2 separate regions of the Homo sapiens genome follow, and region 2 is linked to region 1. The links are chromatin contacts, found by Hi-C or POLR2A ChIA-PET in ENCODE. All regions are on one chromosome and are shown on one strand. The core of a region is the stretch at or near the end of the contact, and the rest is flanking DNA. Distances in the headings are between cores, read along the strand shown. Region 1 holds the start of PLEKHM2 (pleckstrin homology and RUN domain containing M2). Region 2 overlaps EPHA2-AS1 (EPHA2 antisense RNA 1).

Region 1 (3,548 bases), core at 511-3,010:
CTGCCTCTCCATCACAGACTTTCTCCATTCATTTGTTTGAAATCCAAAGACAAACGCCGGGCCTACCTAAAGCCACAATCAGCCCAGATTAGATTAGAAAGGTCACCTGTGTTCCTTTCTCTTCCATTAGGAAAGATGTACTGCTTCTCAACAAAGTATTTGCTCATCCTGCCCTCCTTGAGTAAGCAAAAACCATACCCCATTACATTAGCAAAGCTCAGTAAAACTACGTAAAACTCTTGTTGGATCTCTGCAATGTTACTTTAGCTGTGCTTTTAGAGGAATGTTTTCAGTAAGGGCAATTCGAGAATCTATTTTCTTTTTAAGTCACATTTATCTTTATGAAAGGTAAAATAGCTTGCCTGTGTTGCTTTTGAGGAATCTCAGTGGGAAAACAGACAATTATTTAAATATGATGGTTGATCTAATTAATTCTATCCATTTTGCTTCTTCAAGTAAAATAAGCTGCTGAGTCCCTCACCCAAGCCATTTTCTTTCTCTTTTTTCTTTCTTTCTTTCTTTTTTTTTTTTTTTTTTTCAGTTTCTGAGACTATCTGGTGAGCCAGGAATTCAAATTACACAAACACACACACAGAGAGGGAGAGAGAGAGAAAAATCCATTCTGATTTGGCCATTTAGGTTTTCAGTGAATATGGATTCTTTTAAATTTATTATTATTATTTTTATATCCAGCCCAAAAACGTCAGAATATGGATTCTACCTTCTAGCACGGACCCTTTTGCGGATATGCCAACTTCATCACAAATACATGCCCTTGACAGGTATGTACTCATTTCTACCTGGAATTGGGACAGTGATGTTTACTGCGGCAAGCCCCACAGCAAGGTGTCTGTGGTGTCACCCGGTTCCCCGGATCAGCATCCAAAATGCAATCCCCATGTACTTCAGGTTCTTATAATCAAAGCCCCTAGTGAACCTCTTCAAAGCTACCATCCTTGAGCAAGATTATTCAGGGGACTTCCCAGGAGCAGAGGCAATGTCGCCGGGACCCAGGCCATGGGAAAGTGAAGTTGCTTATCACTGGCCTCCACCCTGACTGCCAGACCCTGGGCGACGCCAGCCTGGCGGGGGGACCCGGGGATGCAGCGGATTCCACAGGAGGCTGCATGGGGTTCCTTCAGGAGCTCCCGGGGGCGCCGCTGCCCCAGTGGGGGACCGGAGGGTCGCTGACCCCTCTCCGGGAGGGCAGGGCCCCGGGCCAGGTTTGGGGAAGCTCCGAGGATGCTGACCTCAACTTTGTTCTTTAAAAATAGCTCCGAGGCCGCGGCGCTCACGTGAGCGGCGCCGCTTCCCCTCTACCGGCCCGGGGCTCCCGGCCGCTCGTCGCCCCCCGGGTCGCGGAGGGGAAGGGCGGGGGGCCCCGGCCCGGGAGAGCGCCGCCGGAGGGCGTGGGGGGCGCGGCGAGGAAGGGGCCCCGGCCGGGAGGGAGGCCGCGCTCACCTTCTTCACCGACAGCGAGATGTTCTCCAGGATCCGGTCCTTCACCTCCCCCGGCTCCATGGCGCTGCCACCGTCGCCGCCACCGCCACCGCCACCGCCGCCGCCGCCCCGCCGCCGCTTCCCGCGCCGGGGGCCGGGGGCCGCCGCCAACCGCTGCCGCCGGCCGTACGGGGGCTCCGTCGTGCCGGCCGCGGGGCCCGGCGCCCGCCGCCCGGCCCTCGCCTCGCCTGGGCCCTCGCTCCACCGCGGCCCGGAGGCTCCGGAGCGCGGCCGGCGGGGAAGGAGGCCGCGGGCTGTGCGCCGCGGCGGCGGCGGCGGCAGGAACTGATGTCAGGCGGGGCGGCGCCAGGGCCCGCCTGCGCCTGGGGACTCCGGGGACCCGGAGACCCGCACAGACCCTTGGCCGCGGCCCTCCCCAGAGACCCCGAGACCCGCCCCCAGCCCTCCTCAAGTCACAGACTCTCCCCGGCACCCCAGAGACACCCTCAGACCCCAGGGACGCCAGAGACCTCGACCCCGCCTGCCGGGGACCTCGGGGCTCCTCAGAGACCCTCCCCAAGCCCTCCTCAGCCCACAGATTCCTTCAGGGACCCCAGAGACACCCTCAGACCCCAGGGACTCCGGACACCCCGACCCCGCCTGCCAGAGACCCCCACAGACCCTGGGACCCCGGCCCTCCTCGGAGACCCTCCCCCAGGCCTCGTCAGCCCACAGATTCCCTCAGGGACCCCAGAGACACCCTCAGACCCCAGGAACTCCGGAGACCCCGACCCCGCCTGCCCGGGACACCGGCCCTCCTCAGAGACCCTGGAGACCCTCCCCCTCAGCCCTCAGGCCATAGACTCCCCCCTGGGACCTCAGAGACACCCTCAGACTCCAGGGACTCCGGAGACCCCAACCCCACCTGCTGGGGACCCCCACAGACCCTGGGCCCCCAGCCCTCCTCAGAGACCCCCAAAGACCCCGAGGCACTGGCCCTCCCCAGAGACCCTGAGACCCTCCCCACAGCCCTCCTCAGCCCACAGGATCCCCCCACAAAACCCCAGAGACTCCCACAGGCCCCAAGGACTCTGGAGACTCCGACCCCACAGGCCAGAGACCCCCACAGACCCTGAGACCCCGGCCCTCCTCAGAGACTCGAGACACCCACAGACCCTGGGCCCCCTCCCGCCGGCCCTCTTTAGTCCACAGACCCCTCCTTGGAGACCCCAGTGCACCCCACTAACTCTGGCCAGGGACCCCAAGACCCTCTTAGCCTGCAAGCCCCACTTATCTTCCTCCCCTTCCTTAGCCCAGCCACCCCCTCAATGTGCAGACCCAGGCCCCCTGGCTTTCGCAGCCTGGAGGACCCAGCACCCCCACCGGGTCAGCCTAGACTCCAGTCCCCAGCCCTAGACCCTCCCTGGGCCCCCTGGCCCTCCACAGCCTCCCCTCCTCAGTGCCTCACCCTCAAGGCCCAGTCCTACATTTGAGGTCCCTGGTGTTCCTCCCCACCCCCAAAACACACCCTCCTCACCTTCAGCCCCAATGCCCCATTCCCACTCCTTATCCTTATCCCTCTTCTTCAGCCCCACGTATCCCAAGGGCCTCAACTCCCTCAGCCCCTGAAACCCACCGTAACAACTCTCTTCCCACACACCCTCCTCAAATCCACCATCTCATAAAGCCCCTGCACTTAGAGGTGTCAGTCTCCTACCTGGCTCTCTTCCCTCCTTAAGTTCCCAAATAAATATATCCTGACACATAGATTAGTCCCTCCTTTTTATTCTCAGACACCCCAGTTCTCAACTCTGGTTCCCTGGTCTTCCCTCTTCTCTGCTCAGGCCACCCCATCCCTGAAGTCCCCTTAGCATCTGAAATACTGATTCATTGCTTATCTCAGAGGGACCCCACAAGCCTCCAAAGGTCGCTCCCCAGCCCCTTAGTTTCCCAAGGAGAGACCCAAAATAGTGGTACTTTGTTTTTTGTTTTTTTTGTTTTGTTTTGTTTTGTTTGTTTTTGAGACAGAGCCTTGCTCTGTTCCCCAGGCTGGAATGCGGTGGTGCGATCTCTGCTCACTGCAACTTCCGCTTCCCAGCTTTAAGCGA
Region 2 (3,548 bases), core at 661-3,160, 480 kb before region 1:
AGGAGAATCACTTGAACCCAGGAGATGAAGGTTGCAGTGGGCTGAGATCATGCCACTGCACGCTAGCCTGGGCGACAGAGTGACACTCTGTCTCAAAAAAAAAGGTTTTGGGCACATAGCCAAGATCACTAAATAGAAGGGATGATGATTGTGGTGTTGCTGCCCTGGAAGTTGTCTCTGGGCCCATTTCTCCTCTTCTGAGCCTGTGCTGGAACGGGTCTGAAGGTCTGGGATGAGGCTTTCTTTTTATGGCAGAGCTGGAGGTTTCCCCACCAAGAACCCAGTCCTGTAGACCTCAGATCTCAGGATCAGGACAAGGGACTGGGGCACCTTGGGGTGTGCTTGTGCTTGGAGAGACATGGTCAGCCTTCAGCCTGGATTTGGGCATTTCTAGTGACCACAGACCTAGGGGAGTGACAGAGGTGTCCTAACCCTTAGCAGTGTCCCGTCTGACAGGAGAGGCACAGCCCCTCACCCCCAGGAGCATCCAGTCAGAGGAGGGAGACAGCACAAGGAGTCACCCTCTCAATAAGCTAAGACTTCAGAATGGCAGAGCTGGAAGACCCCTTAGAGATGTCTCTTGAGTCACTAGGAGCTTGGTCTGGAGAGATTCACTTAGGGTCCCAAGGGTGGGGATGCACTGGGGGACAGAGTGGGGGTGTGACGCAGCCGGGCTGAGGTGAACTAGAGCATGCATACCCTGACTACAGGCCTTCAGAGTCAGAATGCCACACTCAGCCCCTGCTCAGACAAACCTGCGGTCTCATTCCCACCCTTGCGTGGTCACTCGGCAAGCGCCTGGTGCGAGCTTCCCTTTTTACAAATGAGAACACTGAGACTAGAATGAGGAGGGAATTTTCCAGGTGTGAGACCTTGAGCAGACCCCCTACCAGCTTTAGTTTTCTCATTTGTAAATATCGACAAAAGTGGCCTCTCCATACAGGGTTGGTATGAGGACAGAAGAAGATGGGGGTGAAGGAAGCACAGAGACAAAGCTCAGCCAAGCCTAGCCACGATCACAGTGATGATGAATTATTATTGTTATGAAGTGTCAGTGGTGCCACCGGGCGTGGTGGTGGTGGCTGAAAGCTTCCTGGAGGAGGTGACTTTTAAAGGCAGGGGTGGCCGAGTGCAGTGGCTCATGCCTGTAATCCTAACACTTTGGGAGGCGGAGGTGGGCAGGTTGTTTGAGTCCAGGAGTTTAACACCAGCCTGGGCAACATGGCAAGACCCTGTCTCTATAATACAAAAATTGCCGGGCATTGCCAGGCACGGTGGCTCACGCCTGTAATCTCAGCACTTTGGGAGGCTGAGGCAGGCAGATCACGAGGTCAGGAGTTTGAGATCAGCCTGGTCAACGTGGTGAAACCCCGTCTCTACTAAAAATACCAAAAAAATTAGCCGGGTGTGATGGCACGCGCCTGTAATCCCAGCTACTCAGGAGGCTAAGGCAGGAGAATTGCTTGAACCTGGGAGGCGGAGGTTGCAGTGGGCCAAGATCTGGCCACGGCACTCCAGCCTGGGTGACAGAGGGCGACATCACCACACACACACACAAAATTAGCCAGGCGTGGTGGTCCCAGCTATTGGGAAACTGGGGTGGGAGGATCACCTGAGCCTGGGGAGATGGAAGGCTGTAGAGAGTCATGATCGCACCACTGCACTCTGGCCTGGGTGACAGAGCGAGATCCTGTTTGAAAAAAATAAATAAATACATTTTAAAATAAATTTAAGACAAATAAAGGCAAGGGTGATGGGTTTGGGGAGGAGGGGCGGAGAGAGAGGCGGGCCCAGCGAGGCTGGCGGGGCCCAAGGGGAGGAACCTGCAATGGTATGCAAAGTGCATGGGGCTCTCCGGGCCGCCGCCTCCCCGCCCCGGTTTCCATGGCGACGGAGGCCGCCGCCCCCCAGGCCCAGACCCCTTTTACGAGACGCAGAGGCAGTTCCTCGCCGCGGGGAAGGGGCTCTGGCTCCGGCTCCGCGGTAAACTGCGAGCGGCGGCCCTCAAAGGCGGCACCTGCGGAGCCGGAAGCTGGGGCGGACCGGGGTGCGAGACTTGGGGGGATGGGGGTGAGGCTGGGACAGGGGCCGCCCCGCCGCGCTTCCTCTCGCCTCTTGCGCTCGCTTCTACACAGCACTTCCCACCCCGAGACCCTAGCTTCCTCCGGACCCGCTCCCACGGCAGGTGGGCCATCCCCCCACCCACTCCCCCACCCCGCCCTACGGGACCCGGAGTTCCACCCCGTGCCCCCCACCGCACCCCTGGCCCGCGTCCCTCCCCGCGTCTCCTCCGGTCCCGCTCCATTGTCCTGGGCAGCCTTGCTCTCTCCTGCCTCCTCCCACCTGCCTCTCCTCCACGTGGCCCGGGCTCCTTCCTGGGCTTTCCCGGGCGCCCAGCATTCTCCATCTGCCTCTGTGTCTCCGTCTCTCCAAGTCTCTTTCTGCTGGTCTCTCGTCTCTCAGCAGCAGGAAGAGGAGAGGGAGCGGCGGTGGGGAGTGAGAGCCCTTTGAGGGAGGAGACTGGATGACCCCAGGCAAGGGACTTCCAGGGCTTGAGGGGCCTGGGTCCCCAACCATGCTGGGCATTAGTCAGGCCCCTCTTAAGTAATCAGGAAGAACGGAAGCCGGGCACAGTGGCTCATGCCGGTAATCCCAGCATTTTGGGAGGCAGAGGCAGGTGGATCACCTGAGGTCAGGAGTTCGAGACCAGCCTGGCCAAAATGGTGAAACCCCATCTCTGCTAAAAATACAAAAATTAACCAGGCGTGGTGGCGCGTGCCTGTAATACCAGCTACTTGGGAGGCTGAGGCAGGAGAATCACTTGAATCCGGGAGGCGGAGGTTGTAGTGAGCCAAGATCCGGCCATTGCACTCCAGCCTGGGTGACAGAGCAAGACTCCATCCCGGAAAAGAAAAAACAAAACCAAAAAACAAAAATTAGCCAGGCGTGGTGGCGCAGGCCTGTAATCCCAGCAACTTGGGAGGCTGAGACAGGAGAACTGCTTGAACTCAGGAGGTGGAGGTTGCAGTGGGCTGAGATCGTGCCACTGCACTCCAGCCTGGAGGACAAAGCAAGACTCTGTCCCCACCACCCCCCCAAAAAGGAAAAAGAATGGAGGTGGGAGAGTTTTCCAGTCGTGTATTTATTTTTGAGCAGGCCATTGATGCCTATGGTGCAACAGACCACAGGGAGAATACACAGGGAAGCTGCTGTGCCCCCCACCAAGAGGTTCCCAGTCTTCCTGTCCCCAACCCCTCCCCAGCTCCTCATCCAGGTCCCTTGCCCTCTGCTCAGCACAAGGCATGCTGGCGGCCACAGACATATCTACTGACATGAACACACGCCCCCCACCTACACTGCGCTGGCTGGGGGATACCACAGGGGCCTAACTAGGGAACATGTGAAAGGTGGCAAGAATGGACAAGTGGCCTGTGGCATGATGGATGGGCTGGCAGACAGATGGATGGATGGGTTGGTAGACAGACAGACAGATGGAGCCGCTAGGAGGTGACTACCTGGCTGGGGAGGCCTGTCTGAGAAGTGATGGA

The links. A loop is a pair of places that touch in the nucleus more often than their neighbours do. ChIA-PET counts read pairs that join two places held with the same protein, here RNA polymerase II (POLR2A). Pooled maps may share reads with other maps.
Region 2: POLR2A ChIA-PET joins it to region 1 with 10 read pairs in activated T-cell. The contact joins the enhancer-like site here to the promoter of PLEKHM2 in region 1. A Hi-C loop is called at or near these places in 1 of 50 pooled maps. POLR2A ChIA-PET finds 5 or more read pairs at or near these places in 2 of 52 experiments (GM10248 and activated T-cell).

The regions. Positions count from the first base shown.
Region 1 is chr1:15,682,532-15,686,079 of GRCh38, reverse strand. It overlaps PLEKHM2 (pleckstrin homology and RUN domain containing M2), which reads right to left and starts at 1,760. Exons shown (of 20, transcript NM_015164.4): 1 at 1,462-1,760. The coding sequence starts at 1,521. RefSeq lists an enhancer at 777-836 and silencers at 1,067-1,136, 1,657-1,736, 1,827-1,906.
Region 2 is chr1:16,166,318-16,169,865 of GRCh38, reverse strand. It overlaps EPHA2-AS1 (EPHA2 antisense RNA 1), which reads right to left. Exons shown (of 3, transcript NR_187275.1): 3 at 3,124-3,548. Among named protein-coding and RNA genes, the nearest start is that of EPHA2, 12 kb to the right of the region's middle. RefSeq lists an enhancer at 883-1,528 and a silencer at 1,717-2,116. Within about 2 kb of position 1,910, at least 7 of the 41 ENCODE cell types and tissues checked have a DNase peak (open chromatin) inside an H3K27ac peak, as active enhancers do.